3 separate regions of the Homo sapiens genome follow, and regions 1 and 3 are each linked to region 2. Evidence: chromatin loops called from intact Hi-C (ENCODE). Cell type or tissue: left ventricle myocardium inferior. All regions are shown on one strand. Links, peaks and the distances in the headings refer to the core of each region. The heading gives the core; the rest is flanking DNA.

The links. A loop is a pair of places that touch in the nucleus more often than their neighbours do. Peaks named below come from ENCODE experiments on the same cell type or tissue, not always from the same donor. Only the 100,000 strongest peaks of a DNase experiment are listed, where the experiment ranks them.
Region 1: it touches region 2 in a loop (2.2-fold over the local background); 47 of 110 quality-filtered maps call a loop at or near these places.
Region 3: a loop joins it to region 2, with 3 times the contacts of the local background. A loop is called at or near these places in 70 of 110 quality-filtered maps.

What each region holds. Positions count from the first base shown.
Region 1 is chr4:110,341,141-110,348,665 of GRCh38, forward strand. No RefSeq gene overlaps it. Among named protein-coding and RNA genes, the nearest start is that of ENPEP, 130 kb to the right of the region's middle. In left ventricle myocardium inferior, for the core only: a CTCF peak has its summit at 3,208; no DNase peak of the experiment used is centred there; H3K27me3 peaks cover 430 bases.
Region 2 is chr4:110,513,801-110,521,325 of GRCh38, forward strand. ENPEP (glutamyl aminopeptidase) reads left to right here. Exons shown (of 20, transcript NM_001977.4): 8 at 1,577-1,642; 9 at 6,208-6,273; 10 at 6,415-6,566. Among named protein-coding and RNA genes, the nearest start is that of ENPEP, 41 kb to the left of the region's middle. RefSeq lists an enhancer at 1,133-1,302. In left ventricle myocardium inferior, for the core only: CTCF peaks have their summits at 1,282, 2,762 (motif pointing left), 5,278 (motif pointing left), 5,477 and 2 weaker places; a DNase peak (open chromatin) is centred at 2,741; H3K4me3 peaks cover 993 bases; H3K27ac peaks cover 622 bases.
Region 3 is chr4:110,311,289-110,318,813 of GRCh38, forward strand. No RefSeq gene overlaps it. Among named protein-coding and RNA genes, the nearest start is that of ELOVL6, 120 kb to the left of the region's middle. RefSeq lists a silencer at 4,205-4,499. In left ventricle myocardium inferior, for the core only: a CTCF peak has its summit at 4,372 (motif pointing right); a DNase peak (open chromatin) is centred at 4,383.

The sequences.
Region 1 (7,525 bases), core at 1,319-6,318, 170 kb before region 2:
TCTTTGAGAAATGTCCAAACTGCTTTCCACAGTGGCTGAACTAATTTACATTTCCACCAACAGTATAGAAGCATTTCCTTTTCTCTGCAGCCTCACCAGCATCTGTTGTATATTTACTTCTTAATAATAGTCATTCTGACTAGTGTGAGATGGTATCTCATTGTGGTTTTGATTTGCATTTCTCTGATGGTTAGTGTAAGGTTTTTTATTGTTAAATTTCTTAGATTAGTAAAAGAAGTGTTATGGAATTTATGCAAATTTCATGGCTCACTGATTAGAACCTTCCTGCTCTTATCTGAATAAAATGATCATGAGTAAAGACTATATTTTGAGGTTATGTATACTTGTCTCTTACTCTCTTTCTGTCCCTCTCTTTCTCATTTTCTGGCATTTCCTGGCTTACTTCTGAGGAGAAATCAAATTTTTAGGTAAATAAACTCATCTATTGTTGGTGGAAATTACAATTACTTTGACCTTTCTGTGCATTGACTGTGTTTGCAATTCTAACACTCATGTTGATAACATGCTTTATGACAATTCCAAAAACTGAAGAAATGCCCTCCAATGTGTCAGCTTTCTTAAATCAACTTTAGTAAATGGATTTTTGTTTTTCTACATTACCACCTCTTCTAAAGGTCTCTGATACCATGTGGTTAGGAAAAAATTTTCATATAATAGAATTGCTTCTGACCTTTTATCTTACCATACCCTCAAAATTATGCTAGGCTTTATATGCCATGGTGTGTGATATAAATTTATTTATAGATGGAAGACCTTACTGTCATTTTTTCAGAAAATAATTCGCAGATATGATCATTTTCACAAATGAAGAAGTTAACATTCAATGAAAGAAATTATAGACATGGTAATAAAAAAGTGCAGCTCTTTCTTCAAATGGAAAACTATAGACATTAAAAGTGTTATGAATTAAAAGAGACTTAAAAGGCAAAAACTAGATGTAATAGGTGTACTTTTAATACTAATTCGAACAAATTCAACTGTAAATAGATAGATATTTTGAGGACCTTAGGTAATTTTGGATATGAATTGGATACTAAATTAATTATTATTGAAAATAAATTATTACTGAGTTAGGTACAGTAATAGTATTATAGTTAGGTAGAAAAATGCCCATATCTTTTAGGGTGGTACCCTGATACATTAAGGTTTAAGATGTCAGTAAAAATAGAAACAAATGTTAAAAATAATAATTGTTACATCTGGGTGATAGGTGTATTCTGACATTTTTTATAATAAAGTTAAAAATGTCAATTAAAGTGTACGTGTTTAGTAAAGAGGGAAAATATTTTTGGTGAGATTTTTACTGAAAGCCTTTATTTTTTCTTTTAACATCAGAGAAGATTTATATTTAGAATTCAGGAGCAATTTCCAGTGACAGATCACTTTAGCTTTTTCTGTCATTCAGTTAGAAGCTAGTGACATTTCAATCTGAATGAAAAATACTCTGAAATTGAAGGACCACCAAAGCACTCCTGAATCTAACATATTTTAAATACAAATGATTTCTGAAATTAAAGTAATTGATGGCAAAATCTGGTGAGGAGGCTGTCTTAGTTTTTGTTTGCTCTTGTAAGGCAATGATGGAATATTCAGTAATGGCTGTGTTAGCAGTCTCTCTTTTATGGTTATTGACTCTGTCTTCCACAGCTTGCTGCAGTAGTAGTGATAGTGACATGAGACAGACAAATTCCTAGGCAGACAGGGATGGGTCCCTGGTGAAACCAGACCTTCAAGCCAAAGCCAGTTTAAAATTTGAAAACTGAGAGGCTAGTTCAGGATAGAGCCCACGACTGAAGTGAGAACTTCTATTCCTGTCTTACCTTCTCCCTCCATTGGTTCCTTCTGGATAATGTCTTTTAACCAGTCAAATTGTGCTTTTTCCAAGCTTGCCCATGGACCAATCAGCACACACTCCCTCATTCTAAGCCCATAAAAACCCCAGACTCAGCCTCACAGGCAGCTATGTCTGCTTTTGGGGTTCCCTCTTGCAGCTGTGAGCTTTTCTTCTGTCACTCAATAAAATACTTCTCTGCGTTACTCACTCCGTGATGTCCACGCACATCATTCATCTTGGTTGTGAGACAAGAGCCCAGAACTTGCTGAGCTGCAGACAATGGCAATAAAAGAGCTGTAACATGCTCCTGCTCATGGGACCACAGGAGAAAGAGAGCTGTAACACCCCCCACCCCACCACCTCACCAAGCTGCAGGAACAAAGAGCTGTGACATTTCTGGAGGCTCAGATGTTGGGACTCCTTGAGCAAGAGCTGTAACACCTTTGGGGCACCACAGTTGCTATCATCTCTGAGTTTTTGGGTGCCACCATGTTCCCCTCATCTAGATGCTGGCACCCACCATGGAAGCTGATCACGGCATGCCCAGTCCAGCAGTGGGCTGAATGTGGAGCTGTGGCAGGAATGGGATCTGAGTGGGCATGAGCCAAGCACAACCTGCAAGGCTGAGCAGGTAGAGTGAGCCCAGTGGGCCCAAGCAAGGCCGGATAGAGGCAGTGGTGGCTACAGAGATTTCCAGCTGACAAAGCAGCACTCATGAAATCCTGTAACACTAGAGCCACACCCAAGTATGGACCAATATCAGGGTGGTAATTCTTCAAGATTAATATTCTGTTACAGGAATCACCAAGTCAAGTGGTACGGTCTACTGGCAGACAATCAAGTGCAGAATTTTCTCAGTTTGGTCATCCCAAATAATTAAGTCTAAATTCTGGAAGCCCAGGAGTGCAACTTGGTGGATGGAATTAGGGCAAGTCAAGAGAACCTATTAAAAAGGAATTAAATTGAAGTAATAATTAAATCAAATTGTGGGCAACAGTCCTGCTTTTTTCCCTGCAATGTTATAGGATGTTTAGTTCTTCCCCTGAATAAATTATTCAAGGCCATATTCACCTTGAGCCCTCTTGCCTTTCTTTTCAAAATCTCCATATTCTACTATAGTTCCAACAAATGGAAACCAGTATTACATTTTACATATTTTTAAGAGTTATTATGGCAGATTGAAATGAGCACAAGCTTTTGAGTTGGAGTCGGCCATGTTAAGTTTGTGTTGCAAGTTATACATAAAGGTGGAGTTATCCAGAAAGAAGTTAAAAATGTGGGACTGGAGATGGTGGTAGAAGTTAGGATTGAAAATCTTAGAGGCAGGGGTTGAAACTGTAAAAATGAAAGAGGCCTGGTGGTGGGGGTAGAGTGTAGGATATAGAATAGTATGGAACACACATGTTTGAACCTAGATGAAAAGCTCCATTTAAAAATAGCTAGAGAAATGAAGCATGAAAATTAGCCTCTGAAGAAGTAGGAAAGGCAGGAGAAAAACAACATAACCCAGAAAACCCTAGCAGTACCAGAAGTAAATGGTTTAAAAAAATATTGCATTATGGAGATGTGAGCTATAGAAAGACTATTGAGGAGGTTGGAGAAACTACTACTGAATCTGGCATTCAGGAGCTTATTGGTGATTCTCAAGGGAGGAAGATTTAAGGTATGACTAATTAGTAATTAAAAATTCCACCCCTGCTCAAGAACAGTAAATAGAGTTTTGTTTTGTTTTTAAATTTGAGATGTTTGAGTACATTTATAGGTCAAGGAGGATTCACAGAAAGGGGAAGAATGATGATGCAAACAAATGAAAAAAAGATGATGGATTCAAGAATTCAGAATGAGAAATTTTCTTGCAAGAGAGAAGGAGGAATATCCAAAGAAAATTTTAGTTTGCAAACTGAGGTGCTTATTTTGATATGATCTTTTTCTTCCTAGTGAAAATAAGAAGCTAGGAAGTTCTAATGAAGAGAAGGGGAGGTCATTTCAACAGCTATTAACAATTTTAAAATCTGTTTTATTTTTTCTTTAAGATTGGTGGAAGGCGTTTTAAGCTTTCATTTATAAAACGACTTGCCAAGATCACAAAGCTGGTATTAGAGCTGGCGCTAAGCAGTGTGGGGCTAGGGCTGGGAGTGATCATTGTATAGCAGTGAGTTTTTCTCTTCTTTTTATTTTCTTTTGTCTTTCTCATGTCTTTTTTCCTTCTTTCCTTTCTTCCCCCTTTCCTTCCCTTCTTATTTTCTTTTTTGAGTGGCTTTATTGAGGTACAATTATGAAATCACTCACTGTTTGTATAATTAGATGATTTCTAGGAAGCTCATATAGCTGGGCAACCATCATTGCAATCTGGGTTTAGGTCATTCCTATTACTCCAAAAAGTTGCTGTGTGCCATTTGCAATCAGTTTCACTCCCAACCTCAGGCCCAGACAACCACAGATCGCTTTCTATCTCTATGGATTTGCTTTTTCTAAAAATTTCATTTAATGGAATCATAAAATATCTGATCTTTTGCATCTGGCTTCTTTCTTTGCATTGTTTTTCAGGTTCATCATATAGCATGTATCAGTAGCTTTTTCCTTTTTCTTGCTGAATAATATTCTGTTGTATGGATCGACATTTTGTTTCTCCATTTCTTCCAGCAACATGAGTGTGTTCATTTCACAGGAACTGGCATCCTCTTCAAAAGAAATTAATAGATGATTCAATTGTGAAATATTTTCATAATTTCTGCTTTAGTTGACCTATAATTTCTTCCTTACACAATAGCCAAGATATTCTCATTTATATTATGAGGAGTGTATTATAAACATTTTTTTCTAAACTCATGCAATTCTTGAATACAAACTTCACAAATCCACTATTAAAGCCCTCCTAGTTTTTGGTGGAGAATAAAAGATAATGAGTTTCTCTGACATGCTTAATACTTCCTTCTGGAAATGAAGATTAGTTGATATTAACTGAACCAAGTAAACCAATTAAGATGATGATGATATGATTAAAACCCTTAACTGTATTTTACTTTTTACAAACTTTTATATCATTTCAGTCAATTCTTTTAACAGGCCCATTGTGGTATGCAGGAGTGGTATTTGAATCCTCATTACAGGTAATGAAACAGATTAAGAGAAGTTAAGAGCTAAAATCTCATAGGGCTGAAACTCAAACCTAAGTGCCCCGGTGCTGTTTATATTCCACCCACACACTATTCCATTCCCCATGTGTCTTGTCTTATTCTAGGTGTCTGTGTGTGTGTGTGTGTGTGTGTGTGTGTGTGTGTGTGTGTGTACGCATGTGCCTGTGGAGCCCAGTGCCAAATGAATATATGGGGCACCTTGTTAAAAATTATTGAGTATTTCAAGATGGCGACAGCAGAGTCTTAAACCAAATACAGGGCCCTTGTGAGCACAGGGTCCTCTTGGGCCACACAGGTTGTGTGCCCATGAAGCTGGCCATGAGCTTGTGAAAGAATGCCCTATTCAGGAAACTACTGGTAAGATTGGAGTGTCAGATGTGGAAGTAGAGAAGCAAGGCAGAGTTACTGCTCCCATCTATTTACTCTGAGATGGGAGTAGTAATATATAGAAGCCAGGCCACTAAAATTTTATGTTCCATGCTACTATTTTTAATGTATTCCAAAGGCAGAGAAAGTCACCTAATAATTTTAACTGAAAGAATTGCAATCACATTTATATTTTAGAAAAAAATCAATCTGATCTATATTTCAAGGACGGATTTTCAGGTGTGAAAATGAAAAGAGGAATATAAATTTGGGGAGAAATATCAGTATTCCAGGTTAGAGGAGAAGAGGGCCTCAAGGCAGTGGAATTTGAAATGCTGAAGAGGGGGTGACGTGGGGGATCCTGCTCCTTGCCTTTGAATGCCTTGACAGCCAGAAGCACTCTGGCACCTCATTGTGCCTCAGTCTGGAAAGTCCCTCCAGAGAGCAAGCTGGGGGCTGATGGTCAGGCTGACCACATTTGCATCCCTCCATTAGGAAGCATGGTGGTGGGCTGCCAATGTCTAAAAACAATCACTTCATGTATTTTTCCCAGTTTGAATTTCTTTTAGTTGTTGAAGGGCAAGTCCAGTAACAGTTTATTCATTATGGTTGAGTGGAAAACTGTGGTTTATTTTTAAATTTAGTAATTCAGTAGCTTCATCTGAGATAGTATTGCCCCCGGTGGGTTAGTTCTCCGACATCCTGGGAGTCATTTCTGGAGGGTGGTGGAATAAGAAAGCATTTTTAAAATATTAAATTAGGTATCAACTACCTTTCTATCTCTCTCTCTCTCTCTCTCTCTCTCTTTCTCTCTCTCACACACACACACACACGCACGCACACACACACATTCTTGAATGCTTTATAGAATGGGAGAAAAAGGCTCAGAACTACAGATTCATTCACATAATGTGAAGCCTATTTAAGTATACTCATGAATGTGTCACACATTTGAACTTCATCTTTTATGTGTAGCAACAGCAGATGTTGAAAGTATAACCCCAACGCAGACAGACATTATGGTAAAGCTTTCAATGGGATAGGGAGTAGAGATTTACTGTCATCACTAAACATGCAATTGATTTCACCATTCATGTGAAGTGCTAAATGAGATTAATTTGTTAGTCAACTGGAGCCCTGTGTGAACTTTAGTATATGTCAGTAGTCTCTTGGGAAAGGATGTTCCACCTTATGATTAGGAAGAGAAGACTCAGGTTAGGTTTAGGGGATCAGAAATTGTGGGTGGGAAGAGAGAATGATCTGTCTCTGAGATCATGGCTCACTGCTCTGGTAATTCAGAAGGAGCGAGCTGCAAACAAAGGCCATCTAAGGCTAAGAGAGAATTACAAATCAGTTGTATTGCCAGAGAGGTGGTCTCTGCTATGCTATCCGTTTATACTTGGGATTAGTGAGAACTCCCAACTTCTTGCAGTTATCTGATGAAACAAATGACACTTGCTATAGTACAAAGTCATTTTCTCATGAGTATCATGTACAGCTTCTACGGAAACCACGCAGTTTTGCAATGGTAGGAAAGTAAATGTTTATTTGGGCTTGGCATAGAACTAGATACCAAATTTTCTGTTTCTCAAGAGTGTTTTTCTTTGAAAGAACTCTCCCCGTCTTTCCTTTTTTTCCCCTTTTTTTAGAGTCCTTTGGCCTCTGATCCCACAAAGGCATCAGTCTCCACTTCAATAACTTCTATCCTATAATTTAAGAAAGCTGACATTATTTGGAATTCTGAAATCAATACCTGCCCAGTCAGCATTGCCCCTTATAGAGATAACTGTCTGTATGATTCACACAGTAGAGAACGCATAAGCTTTAAATCAACCATCCTGCACTTGTTCAGCAATTCTATATCCTTGCACTAGTATTTAATTAGTTTATAGGAGCAAATCTATCATGTATGTATGTTAACTATAATTAGGTATAGCATGAAGAAAAGTGTTGTTCTTAATAAATCTCTTTGCATTGCATTGTATTGTGAAACATTGATTTTTCAGAAGAAAATTATCTTCCAGGAAGAGAAAAAGGGTGACAAAACTCTAGATCTCCAGTTTCCAAATTCCACTACTTCTCTGCACCACAGTAGTTTGGCTATGACTATTACTTTAGATCTTCAGGTTAAGCTTTCCAGGAGTGTTTTTTTTGCTTGTTTTTAGTA
Region 2 (7,525 bases), core at 835-5,834:
CTGATAATTTAATATTTAGACTTGAAGCATCACATTTCAAATTGTTTTATTTGATTTTTTAAAAGACAATAAATCTTTTTCTTCTATGTGGTCAACAAGAAATGCTGTATATGTGCACAGCTTTCCTAGTAGAACATTTTAATGCCTGCAATAAACATTTAAATCCAACTCAGAAGGAAATACTTTTATTCCTTTTTAGAAGATGTAAAGATGAATTTGTTAGCATATTGTAGGTGAGGATTTTTTCTTCACTAATATTTTATGAAAAGTTGCTGGAAATCTGTAACTCCAAGATTTATGTGACACATTCTGTCCCACAATATTTCATATAGTCTCTCCTTCAAACATATTCCACATCTGTATGTAACATAATTTAAATTTTATTTTAGTCATTTTCTACTTCAGCTTCTCATGGGTTTCCCACTACACTGAGATGCTTAGAAGCTACTGCATGCTAATACATTTTGTTATCCTGAGTAATACCTAAAGTCTTATTTGAGTCAAAAATATTATAATTATTAAAATGAATACTTGAGTGAAAAAGCTTCTATGTATTAGCATTTGAAATTCTTAGCATCATATTTTTGACTTTCCCTCTCATATGATTCCCATGGTGTATGTTCAGCCTTCTTGTATTCATTTTTCTTTGATATTATGAATGATTCCTTTTATCTTTATGTCGAAATGAAAATTTCGAATCCACTTATAGCCTATTCTAATTATTCACATGGGAGAAGTTTAAATTTATTCAATCATTTTTCCCCTTAGTCCTAGATACTCCTCAGGTTTAAGATATTATGTCCAAGATAAATAAATGTTTCTAGGCCTTTAGCTTTCTAAATAGGTATAAAATTAATTTAGAATGCTTAATAACTTACAATAAAAATTACTAATTTAAGTGGGGGCAGTGTTCTTTTTTCATTCAGTTACTTGAAAATTGATTTAAAATATTACAAATTGTGCATTTCAGTACTAACCTTATAACACATAAAAAGAAAGTACAGAGCCAAGATGTTCATCAGATTCTTCAGATGAAAGGAAAGCAAATGAGATAGACTACTGAGAAGAGAAAGATTATATGCCTAAATTATGTATCCATGTATATTAAGCTATTTGACCAGATAATTCCTTGACTATCTACTTCCCTCTGCTAAATATAATTCTTATTTTCAAATATGAAAATATATTTAATAAGTTGGCAGAATTTTACCCTGAAACTACTTTCCTCATTCATCAAAGAATGTGATTTTTTAGACTATTTCTCTTTCATTAAGAAAGCCCCATCTGCTGGTTTATTTGGGGAAGTGCAATAATTATTTGAATCTGAAGTCCCTGAAATGATGGCCATTTTAGCAATTTCTCTTTACCTTTTAGTTATTTTAGATGCATAGATACAGGGACTGTGCCAAGTGGTATTTTCATCCTAAAATCATAGAGCCATATAATTTAGCAGAATCATCTTGAGGAACTAATCTCACAAATATGATCATGAAATACTAGTTGCAAGAGTAATAACTGATCATTGTTCCTTACATAGCCTTTATTAGTTTCATTTGTCTTTTTATCCCCATTGTAGGGATCTTCTATTTTGAGAATGCTTGAAGACTGGATAAAACCAGAGAATTTTCAAAAAGGATGTCAGGTATGATTTATTACTTTTAGTGATATCAAAATTAAACTACATTGATATGTGGCTGGTGAATGTTAAGATATGTGATTAATCAAGGATAATTTCCTTTTTAATCTCTTTACTGAGGCATAGATAATATAGCAAAAGATAAAAACATGATTTTACATCCAATTGAGTACCTACATTGTATCTGTAATGATCATTTAGCAGAAGTCTCATGGAGAAGTTGAAACAGATTACTTAGTTATTTTTGAAACTCCTTACATGTGTCTTAGTCAGCTTGGGCTGCCATAAGGAAATACCATAGACTGGGTGGCTTAAACAATAGAAATGCATTTTTCTTGCAGTTATGGAGGCTGGAAAGTCCAAGATCAAAGTGCTGGCTGATTCCGTTTCTGGTGAAGCCTCTCTTCCGGGCTTGCAGATGGTAGACTTCCCACTGTGTCCTCATAGCAGAGAGAGAGAGAGGGAGAGAGAGAGAGCACTCTGGTGTCTCTTATAAGGATACTGGTTCCACCATAAGAGTCCCAGCCTCACGATATCATCTAAATGTGACAGCTCCCAAAGGCTTCGTTTCTAAATACTATCACACTGGGGGTTAGGGCTTATATGAATTTCAGGGAATACGATTCTTTCCATAGCAACATGATATAAACATCTAAATTTATCTATAAAGGTCATTCCTTATACTGAGTACAAGACTTTTCCCTTATTATTAGATTAGAAAAGATCAATATTAGTATGCTTATTACAATGGAGTCAGTGAATAAAGAGGCTTGCTTCCTTTTGGTAACAGAAATGACAATAAACTTTCTGAAACATTTCACACATCCCACTTAAGCGTATTATTCCAGGAGATGTTTCTGTTTCATTTTCGTTTTTCTAACAGACCCTAAGCCAATCGTCCCAGGTTTGTTTTTATTTTTAATTTTATCAAAGTAGCTACAATGTGTCCCTATAACTGCCGTCTCTGCAGGTTGGCCCCATTCCAGCCTAGAAATGAAGTTCTCTTCCTACTCTTTCCCTTCCACCTACATCCTGCCTGCTGCGATAACCCAGGTAGTCAGGAGTAGCAGTGCTGACGGTATTCATCCCAGAGAGCAGAAAACAGGTTGGAGAAATGCCCCCTGCTGGCTGCCACAGAAAGTACTTCTTCTGTATGTGATTCCCCAGGAGAAGGTCACCATTCACATAGATCTCACTCCCATCAAGCCTTCTTATGTGGCATTTAGCCCTCTCTACACTACTCTAAAAGAAAACGGCCCCCTTCTACCCAATAGTGAAACATCTAGGTGATTATTAAAGTAAGAAATAAAGTCAAGATTTCGGAAATATTTGGAAGTATATCAGTATATTTTAACCCTTTGTCTATTAGTAAAATATTTTGTAGAGACATTAGGTGCAAAGAGAGAAGCTATGTGCTTGTGCTTCTGCATCATGAGAACATCTTGTAACTTTTCCATAAGTTTCAAACTCAAATGTTATCATATATTCCCTCACTGTAAGCATTATTATTATTATTATTGTTATTGAGACAGAGTCTCGCTCTGTCGCCAAGGCTGGAGTGCAGTGGCGTGATCTTGGCTCATTGCAACCTCTGCCTCCCGGGTTCAAGCGATTCTCATGTCTCAGTCTCCCGAGTAGCTGGAATTACAGGCACCACCACACCCGGCTAATTTTTATATTTTTAGTAGAGACGGGGTGTCGCCACGTTGCCCAGGCTGGTCTTGAACTTGTGAGCTCAAGAGATCCGCCCGCCTCGGCCTCCCAAAGTGCTGGGATTACAGCCATGAACCACTGTGCCCTGCCCATTGTAAGCATCTTTAATCAGGGACTCTGTCTTCTATATCTTTACCCATACTGCAGGGCCTAGTTTAATTACACATGTTACGTCATCCTGAAAATGTTTGTTAAATGAATGAATGAGTGAATAGCCTATAATAAATTATACAGGACATAGAAATAAAGAAGATTCATTTTCAAAAATTAAGTTAAAATTCAGTTTGTATAGTTTTGATTCTAAATTAAATTGTAATTAATAAATAACAATTTTGGCATCTTCAGAGCTGGCTTCAAATTAAATAATCTTTCATATTGACTTTGATAGAGAAGTACTAAGATTCCTTGAAAATGAATAGCTATCCTAATAATTCCATAAAACTCTCATATTTCCTTTAACCTAGTATCTATGTTATAATTAATTTAAAAAACCGGTTTTGTCTAAAATTAATAATTCTTAAGTTAAAAGTCTTCCTTTAACTGTGATCACAGATGGTGCTAAAAACTGAACTATGAAGAATAGATATTAATATTTCATGCCATTATAGTGCTATGGAATGAATTTACACAAAACACCCAAACACCCTTTTCCTTCAATCTTCAAACACTAGCTAATATCTGAAAATAGTATATGATCGATATGGACCACATCCAATAAACCCTCAGACCAACTGGAACATAGTTCCATAGTTCACATAGTTTGAGCATCCCAACAATATCCTCCTTGAGTTGTCATCATCACTCTATGATTGTTGCCCTGAAATCCCACAGGCTATGAATGGGAGTTCAAGGTATTTCTGTTGCAAATACTAACTTTCTGCCCAAAGTGACTCTTTATTAGCTAACCTGGTGTGGAACTAAATCTGGGGCTGGCCATTTGTCTATTCTCTTTCATGCTCATCACCTTGCCCCAAACTCAACCTCAAACAGCAAAATAGGTGCAGGATGGGGGAAATAAGAGCAAAATTATCAACTGGAAAATCTTTAAGGCTATACATGTACATAAAAGATGTAATAGAGAAGGGGACATTCATAACAATATGTGGTCATGAAATAGAAACCGAGAATATATTCTTCCTTTCTTTTTCTTCTAGTATCAGTAGTACTGTCAATAAGACAGGAATGGGTCAGCTGGAAAATGTCTTTTCCCTTCTTGGGATACTAGTAACAGAAACATTGTTCGTTTCCTTTTGTGCTCACTGATTCCAACTAATAATGAACTGTGACCTAGGTCATCGTGTAATTTTGACTTGAATGATTACATGATTATTCAAGGTGAAGAGGGAAGTGTCTTAATATAGAATATTCAAAAGCACTAATCTAGACAATATAAAATTAGTACCTTTTAATATGCTGATTACATAAATTTCCATTCAGCCTGTGGTTCATGAGAAGCAAGAAACTGCAATTTTAAAAGCAGTAACAACAATAACAGTGATGAAAACCACACACACTGATCCAGGGTTCAGAATTCTCCTCATCATAATCTCAGGCAAATCTCTTCACCTCTGAAGGCACCCAGGTAGTTAGGGAGAGCAGTTTCCTTCACCTCAAAATGTGGGAGCTTTATTAAATAATATTTAAAGTCCCTTCCAGTTCCACGATTGCATGGTTCTAAGCTCAAGACCTTGTAGTAGTCAAACTCCTCTAAATTAATTTTAAAAGATATTCAATAGAAATTGTCATCAAAACACAGCTATGGTTATAACTATTACTATGCCAAGTATTCAATTATTATTATTTAAAAATATTAGACATTTGATTTACCAAATATTCAATTATTTTATTAAGATATGATGAATGATTTGTGCAACTTTCTGTAATGAATACCTAAAAGTGATTGCTGCTTCTCCCTTCCTTTGCCTGCCCTCTGGTGGTAGTGCCAAGAAGTGAATTAACCAAAAGAACAAATATGGAGGCAGCATTCCAAAGTGGCTTCATCCCTCTTCCAGGCTTCTTGGAGTCCTTCTAATACTGTTTTATCTCTATGTCTGAAAAGAAGAGGAATTTAGGAGGTAACGTGATTTAGGTACAGCACCTACTGAAAATTATAGCAACTTAGAGTGAAAATGATATGTGCAAAGTTAACATTAAGAACACTGAAGATGGTTCCATTTTCTATCAAAGACCTCCACTTTCAGTCAGGACAATTCTAGAAAGCAACAGAGGAGTGATACAGCAGGAACTTAGGAAAGTTTACTGGCAAACTCCAAGTGGCTCCCAGTTACGGGATTAGAAGACTGGGAATTTTTTCTGGGGATAAATCACACTATATTTGAAAACTCACATATAGAAAGAGGTTTTGTAAAGAAAATTGCCAAAAGAAGCTTAAATCTAAAAGACTTGTACTTTAAAATATTTGAAGAGTGAAGACTTATGCTTTACAGTGAATAATGTCCCCAATTCATCCACCACCACCACCACCACCACCATCATCATCATTATTATTCAAAAGGTTGTATATTTATTTCCTTAGAGCAGAGATCAGCAAGCTACTGTCTGCTGGCCAAATCTGGCCCACCATCCATGTATTTTTTTTAAGGCTCATAAACTAAATATGGTTTCCACATTATTAAATAGTTGAAAAAAATCAAAAGAAGAAGAATATTTTATGATACATGAACATTGTATGGAATTCAAATATCAATGCAACAGCCGTGCTCATTCATGTACATGTTATCTATGGCTGGTTTTGCGCAATGGAGGTAGAATTGAGTAGCAGGGGTTCAGTTCATCTTGTGAAAGTATGAGAAAAGCAAACATTGACTTCTAACATGCTGATTATTTTTTACACACAGATGTACTTGGAAAAATACCAATTCAAGAATGCAAAAACTTCTGATTTTTGGGCAGCACTGGAAGAGGTAAGGAAGAGTATATGTCCCCAAATATTTCTTTGTCTGATTTACAAATGGCTTACCAATCATTTTCTAATCTAACTATTCTATCCTTTTATTTTCTCATATTTGTTAATTAATTAATCTCCATTTTGTTTTCAATCTTAGGCAAGTAGGCTACCAGTGAAAGAAGTAATGGACACCTGGACCAGACAGATGGGTTATCCTGTGCTTAACGTGAACGGTGTCAAGAACATCACACAGAAACGCTTTTTGTTGGACCCAAGAGCTAACCCTTCTCAGCCCCCTTCAGATCTTGGGTAAGGCTCTATAATGCATTGAAAAAAACACAGAAATTTGGCAGAAATATTGGTAATTTGTTTATATCCTATTGTTGAGTACATGATGGATGAGTGATATACAAGTATAAAGCCACAGTGCCTTTAGGGGAACAAGGAATTCAAAAATAGCCAAGTGATTTCCAGGTTTGAAATGGTGGGCAGAGCACATCCATCCGCATCCTGTTCTTTACAGATATTGAAGAGAGGAATGGAATTACCTAAAGAAATAAACCTACAAGAATAAAGAAAATAAAGGGAGGGGCTGTAAGTGTCACAGAGTTCTGAAGAAGTAAAGCAGAAGGAGAAATACAGACTGAGGAAAATACAACCAGATAATAATAAGGGAACTTCCCTATCCCTAGACAGGTTCTAGGTACAGTGTTAGCATGAAGACTGAAGGGTAAGAGTGAGAAGTGAGGCTGGAAATAGGACAATGAATTGAAAGTCTAGTCTCAGGACAATTTGTGCCAGCTGGACCCACCCCTCACCCCTACTTTCTCTCCGCCACCTACCATTTCTTTCTCTGCACACAGCTCTCAGAAATCTGGCAATGGCTCCAGGAAAAAATACAGTGGGCTTGTTTCCTAAAGAAATTGACTAAAACAGTAGAGGAGAGCTAAGGATTTCCATTTGGTTGAGACTCTCAGAGTAAAGCCTCCCTCATTATGTTATTTGCAGGATGGGTGGGCTGGAGCTGACAGCACCCCTCATACACACAGGCAGAGCTCCCAGTCAGACCTTCTGCTCAGCAGAGAAACTTACTTCAAAAATACAACTCCCTTCAGCCTGGGCAACATAACAAGAGCCTGTCTCTACAAAAAATTTTTAAAAAGGCACTGGAGTATGGTAGTTCATGCTTGTAGTCCTAGCTAGTCAGGAGGCTGAGGCATGAAGACGACTTGAGTCATCTCAAGTCAGGAGTTTGAGGCTTCAGTGAG
Region 3 (7,525 bases), core at 1,464-6,463, 200 kb before region 2:
GCCATGATGTAGTCACTGAAATCTGCATTGCTTTGGTACCTTTGGGCTAAACAGATCAGCTCTTCCTATGCAGTTGGGAAGTCTCACTACTGCATAACAAATAAGGATCCTAAGTGGAAATCACTTCAAATTTAGTGCCAACATCCTTTTGATCCAGAAATTTTTGTTTGAGAAACTTATTGAGCTCCTGTCCTCATTTTCTGCCCACCTAAAGCTGCTTCTCTACAGTGGTTCTCATCTTGGTTAAGGACAATTCCACTCTTCCAGTTGCTCCGCTCAGAAACCTTGGCATCAGCCTTGCATCCATCTCTCTTTTACCACATCCAATTCACCAGCAAATGCTTCTCACTCCTTTCATTGCTATCACCTTGTCTCTTACCTGTGTGATGGCAGAAGTTACCTAAGTCTTTACCTTTTCCTCCTTTTCTATCAATTCCCAGCATAGTTGCCAGAGTGATTCTGTAAATATGTAAGTCAAAAGGCTTATCTTTTAAGAAACACAATGAAGTATTTACAAGTAAAATTGTATGGTGTTTGGGATTCGCTTTAAAACACTGGAGCAAAAAACACTGGTGTGGAAAGAGATAAGAAAAATTGGCAAAATATTGATGAATGTTGAAGACAAGTTATGTATGCATAGGGCCTTATTGTTCCATCCTTTATAGTGCCCATAATAAAAAGATTTTTAAAAATGTCAGTCACTTTTAAAAGGCATAGAGTCCTTTCTCTTCTCCATTCATTTATTGCTCATTTAACACGTATTTCCTGAGTACCTACTATATGAATATGAATTATTACCTTCTGTCCTCATAGAGCTTACACCTTCAAGTCTTTACTAATATTTCACCTTCCCAGAGAGGACTTCCCTGGACACAATTTTTTTAAAAAATTGAGATAAAATTCATGTAACATAAAATTATTTTAAGGCTGGGCATGGTGGCTCACACCTGTAATCCTAGCACTTTATGAGGCAGAGGTGCGTGAATTTCTTGATCTCAGGAGTTCAAGACCAGCCTGGGCAACATACTGAGACCCTGTCTTTACAAAAAAATACAAAAATTAGCCTGGTGTGGCTAATTTTTGGTGGCGTGTGCCTGTAGTCCCAGCTACTTGGGAGGCTGAGGTGAGAGGATCACCTGAGCCCAGGAGGTGGAGGTTGCAGTGAGCTGAGATTGCACCACTGCACTCCAGCATGGGTGACAGAGCCAGACCCTGTCTTAAAAAAAAAAAATTATTTTAAAGTGTACAGCTTAGTGGTATGTAGGACATTGACAATGTTATACAACGATCACTTCTAACTAGTTCTAAAATGTTTTTTATCACCCCAAAAGAAAACACTCTGTCCCCATTAAGACAGTCGCTTACTCCATTTTAAATCATAACTGCCACACTCTATATCCTCTTTCCCTGCTTTAATTATTTCTGTGTAGAACTCATCACTATTGTATTAGTTTCCTAGTACTGCCGTATCAAAGTACTAAAAACGAGGTGGCTTAGAACAACAGAAATATATCATCTCATAGTTCTGCAGACTACCAGCATGAGATCAAAGCGTTAGCAGGGTTGGTTCCTTCTGAAGGTTTAAGAGAGAATCTGTCCATGCCTCTCTTCTAGCTTCTGGCTTTGTTGGCAATGTTGGTGTTCCCGGTTTGTAGGCCCGTCACCCTGATCTCTGCCCTCATATTCACATGGCATCTCCCTATGTGCGTGTATCACTGTGCATAGTTCCCCTTTTTATAAGGATACTAGTCATATTGGATTAGGAGTCCACCCTACTCCATATGATCTCATCTTACCTTAACTAATGAAACCTGCAATGACCCTATTTCCGAATAAGGTCACTCTCTTAGGCTCTAAGGGATAAGACTTCTACATAGGTATTTGGAGAGGACACAATTCAACCCATAACACCATGCAACATGCTATAGTTTTAACTAATTATTTTATTTTATTTTTGGAAATGGATTCTCACTCTGTTGCCCAGGCTGGAGTGCAGTGGTACAATCTCAGCTCACTGCAACCTCCACCTGCCAGGTTCAGACGATTCTCCTGCCTCAGCCTCCCGAGCAGCTGGGATTACAGGTGCCTACCATCACACCTAGCTAATTTTTGTATTTTTAGTAGAGATGGGGTTTCACCATGTTGGCCAGGCTGGTCTCTAACTCCTGACCTCAAGTGATTTGCCTGCCTTGGCCTCCCAAAGTGCTGGGATTACAGGCGTGAGCCACCACTCACGGCCAACACACTATATGTTTAAATTATCATGCTTACTGTTTGTTTTCCCCCAGTTGACAAGAGGGCAGGGATTGTCAGTCTTCCCAACCTAGCTGAAAAAAAAAAAAGGAATGAATGAACAACCAACAACTGGAACATGAGCTCCTTGAAGACAGGGAATTTGTCAGATTTGGATTCTGTTAAATCACCATCATCTACAACAGAGTGTGGCACAGAGTAGTCCCCCAATAAATGTTTGTTGGATGAACCAATGACATTTAGAGTCAGATAGACTAATGTTGCCTTTATTGAATAGACTCTATGATAAGCAATGAACATAGCAATCACTTATGGGGAAAAAAAGGACATCTACCTTTCTAAAAATCAGGACATAAGCACATTTTTACTGCAGGAAATGTTCTATTATCTTTATTCAGGACCGTTAAACATTATGTCAAATGACTAATATGCTAGAAAAACTGGGATTACTACCTTAACTCTTTCCTTAAGTTTCCAGAGATGAGATCTGAAATTTACTGCATTTCCCTGGATGAATTATTTTCTTTTTTATTTAAGTTATAAAAGTTATTATATTATTATATTATTATAAAACTCTATATTTAAGTTATATAATATCAGTTAGACAATTTTTTGGGTAGTAATTACAAACTTACTTTGTATAGAATAAATACAGTCAGGTGAGGTGGCTCATGCCTGTAATCCCAGTGTTTGGGGACACTGAGACAGGCAGATCACTTGAGCGCTGGGGTTCCAGAGCAGGTTGGGCAACATGGCAAAACCCCATCTCTACAAAAAATACAAAGACTAGGCAGGTGTGGTGGTGCATACCTGTAGTCCCGGCTACTTGGGAGGCTGAGGTGGGAGGATCATGTAAACTCAGGAGTCAGAGGTTGCATGCAGTGAGCCAAGGTAACGCCACTGCACTCCAACCTGAGCCAGACCCTGTCTCTAAATAAATAAATAAATGGAGGTAAGGTATTTAGTTCACCTGAAGGATAGTATGCTCAAGGAGACAAAATTTTGTCTAAATTCACAAGGACATTTTCAAGAAAAATAAACCATTTGTGCTTGGCAACATTGGGGGCCCTTTGATCTAATGTCCGTCTCGTTTAGTCATTCATAACTTGAATTATCTTGAAACACTCCACTGACTAACGTGAACCTGCTAGGAGGTGCATTCCAGGCCAGAGAATTGTAATTCATGCCCAAGTATTTCCACTGCTTAACTGTGTCATTTCACTTCTCTAAAGCAGTTGAAATCTTGAAATCACTGTAAAGGTGAGTGTAGTAATGTAATTTGCAAGAAGGATAAGGAGAAGAAGAAGAAAGAAAAAAGAGAAGAAGAGGAAGAGGAAGAAGAAGAAGATGAAGAGAAGGAGGAGGAGGAGGAGGAGGAAAGACAGAAAGACAAAATTGAGATTGCCAGATTAAAAAATTTTGTGTGCAGCTAGGCTCAGTGACTCATGCCTGTAATCCCAGCACTTACGGAGGCCCAGGCAGGAGAACTGTTTGAGGTTAGGTGTTCAAGACCAACCTGGGCAACATGGCAAGACCTCATTTCTACAAAAAAATAAAAATTGCCAAGTATGGTGATGGTGTCCCTGTGGTCTCAGCTACTTGGTAGGCTGAGGTGGGAGGATCGGCAGGAGATCGAGGCTGCCATGAACCATGATCACGCTGCTGCACTCCAGTCTCGGCGACAGAGTGAGACACTGACTCAAAAAGAAAAAAGTAGGGCCGGGTGCGGTGGCTCACACCTGTAATCCCAGCACTTTGGAAGGCCGAGGTAGGCAGATCACGAGGTCAGGAGATCGAGACCATCCTGCCTAACACGGTGAAACCCCGTCTCTACTAAAAATACAAAAAATTAGCCAGGCCTGGTGGCAGGTGCCTGTAGTCCCAGCTAGTCTGGAGGCTGAGGCAGGAGAATCGCTTGAACCTGGGAGGCGGAGGTTGCAGTGAGCCGAGATCGCGCCACTGCACTCCAGCCTGGGTGACAGAGCGAGACTCTGTCTCAAAAAAAAAAAAAAAAGAAAAAATTTTTGTGTGATAACATGGGAATTATAACAAAGTTCAAGAAGCTAACAGCCCAAATCAGTAATTCCATTGAGATCAGAGGGCTGACAGCAGATGGCGCTATTCCATCTTGACTTAGCCATTGTGCAAGCAACCACCTTGGAAACCACTGAAAGGCAGCGGCATCAGTCTCCTTTTTTAGCATCGGAACTTGGACAGGTGACCCAGAGTTAAAACTTTTAAATGAAGGAATATTTTATCCTAGTATTTTATTTTCATAAAAAAGAACTAACGCAGTGGCTTATGCCTGTAATCCCAGCACTTTGGGAGGCTTAAGCGGGTGGATCACTTGAGGTCAGGAGTTCGAGACCAGCCTGGCCAACATGGTGAAACCCCGTCTTTACTAAAAATAGAAAAATTAGCCGGACGTAGTAGTGCGCGCCTGTAATCCCAGCTACTCAGGAGGCTGAGGCACGAGAATAGCTTGAACTCAGGAAGCGGAGGTTGCAGTGAGCCAAGATCCTGCCACTGCACACCAGCTTGAAGCATAGAAAAATTAAAGTACTGAAGTAGATTAAAATGGGAAAATGTGTTAGAAGTTATTGTGTGGGTGTTTTCCTACCATGCCTGGAAAGCTTATTCTTGTTTGGCATTTAATTAATTCAGTTCACTAAAAAATAATTGAGTGCTCACATGTATCCAGCACAGTTATGGTTGCTTGGTGTACATCCATGAACAAAAAAGACAAAGATCCCTGTATTTGTGGAGCTTCTATTGCATCAGGGAGAGAAAGACAATAAAAATAATAAATAAGAAAATAGTACAGTGTGTTAGAAGGGGGTAAGTGACACTTTGGAAAAATAAAGGCAGGGCATGGTAAGGGGGCTCAGGCATCCTGGGCAGTGGGGAGGGTTTGATTTTGTATAAGGTATTTTATTCATTGAGGAGATGACATTTCAACAAAAATATAAAGGATGTAAGGGAGTTAGCTAGGTAAATATCCAGGGAAAGAGGAGTTCCTGCAGAGGGACTAGACTTTACAAAGACCTCAGTTTGGGAGCATGTTTGGTTTGTTTAGAGAACTCAACAAGATGGTCAATGTGGCTGCAGTGGAGTGAATGAGAAGGGGAGCAGGAGAAGATGAGGTCAGAGAGGTGAAATAGCGGGCAGATCCTGGAGGCTTTGCAAACTATTCTAAGAAATCGAGTGCCATTGTCAAGTCTTGAACAAAGGAGTAATAAAATCTGATTTATGGCTTTTTTCTTCTTTTTTTTTTGAGATGGAGTCTCACTCTGTTGCCTAGGCTGGAGTGCAATGACATGATCTCGGTTGACTACAACATCCGCCTCTCGGGTTCAAGTGATTCTCCTGCCTCGGCCTCCCGAGTAGCTGGGATTACAGGCATCCGCCACCATGCCAAGGTAATTTTTATATTTTTAGTAGAGATGGGGTTTCACCAGTTTGGCCAGGCTGGTTTTGAACTCCTGAATTCAGGTGATCCACCTGCCTCGGCCTCCCAAAGTGCTGGGATTACAGGCATGAGCCACCGTGTCTGGCCTGGTTTATGTTTTTAAAAGATCATGCAGTCCTGTGATAAGAATAGTAGACTTTAGAGGGTCAAACATAGAAGTTGGGAAGCTAGAGAAGGGGCTATTACAGCAGTCCAGACAAAAGCCCAGAGTGGCTCAAACCAGGTATTAATGGAAATAACAATGGAGGTATCAGGAAGTAGCTGGATTCTGGCTATTTATTTTGACATTAGAGTTGACAGATTTTTTTTTTTTTCTGATGGATTGGATATTAGATGTGGGGATAAGAGAGGTGTCAAGAAAGATTTGAAATCTTTTGCCCCCAATTAACTGGAATGACGGGGAAGACTGTGGGAGGAGTGAGTTTTGAAACACAAATTGGGTGTTGTGGGCTGGGCGCGGTGGCTCACGCCTGTAATCCCAGCACTTTGGGAGGCCAAGGCAGGCGGATCACGAGGTCAGGAGTTTGAGACCAGCCTGACCAACATGGTGAAACCCCATTTCTACTAAAAATACAAAAAATTAGCCGGGCCTGGTGGCGCACGCCTGTAATCCCAGCTACCTGGGAGGCTGAGGCAGGAGAATTGCTTGAATCCAGGAGACAGAGGTTGCAGTGAGCCGAGATCGCGCCATTGCATTCCAGCCTGGGCAACAGAATGAGACTCTGTCTCAAATCAATAAATAAATAAATAAATAAATAAATAAATAAATAAATAAATTGGGTCTTGCAAGTTGAACACATTGATTTTGAGATGTCTACCATCAACTGCAATAGAAAGGTTATGGAAAGTAAGAGTTTGGAAGGAAAGGCCAGGGCCATAGTTTTGGACATACTGAGTTTGGATGTCTATTAGCCATCAAAGTGGCAAGAAAAAGCTTCTGAAAATTTTTGAATGTGAAATTGATAATCCGTTTCCATCAGTGTAGGACACCTCAAAACAGCAAAGACTGGACTAGAGAAAATTATATAACTAGAGGCTATTATAACCTGGGCTGGATAGGAAGAGCCTGAACTTGAACTGGCAGTAGACGTGGAGATGGGCAGAAGGACAGTGACTATCCTGCAGGCAGAATGTCCAGGACTTAGTGGCTGGTTCGACTTGTTGGGTGAGAAGGAGGTAAAATGCCTGATTTATGGGAAGTGGTTAATGACAGTAAAAGAGAAGAGATGAATTTCAGAGGACGTCTTTTTCTCTGTGTTTTTATTTGTATATTTCTTCCTAAATTCTCTTGTATCCTGGAAATTAAAACAGAAAATTATCATTGTATCTTTTCTATAAAGTCTCAAAGTCAAGGGAGGAAACTGGGAAATACACCCTATCAGATTTAAGAGAAAAAGACCTCTGATACTGTCTTTCCTCCAATGATTCTTTAAAAAAATCAATTTTAAAAATTGATAAAGAAAATTTGTATATATTTATGGTACAACATGATGTTTTGAAATATGCATACATTGTGGAATGGATAAATGGAGCTAATTAACATATACATTACCTTATATAATTATCAATTTTTGTGGTGAGAACACTTAAAATCTACTTTCAGCAATTATCAAGAATACAGTACATTGTTATTAACTGTAGTCACCATGTTTTTCAATAGGTCTCTTGAACTTATTTCCCCTAACTGAAATTTTGTTATCTTTTGACCAATGTCTCTCCAACCTCCTACTCCTTCAACCCCCCAACCCCTGATAACCATCATTCTACTCTCTGCTTCTACGAGTTTGACTTTCTTAGATTCCA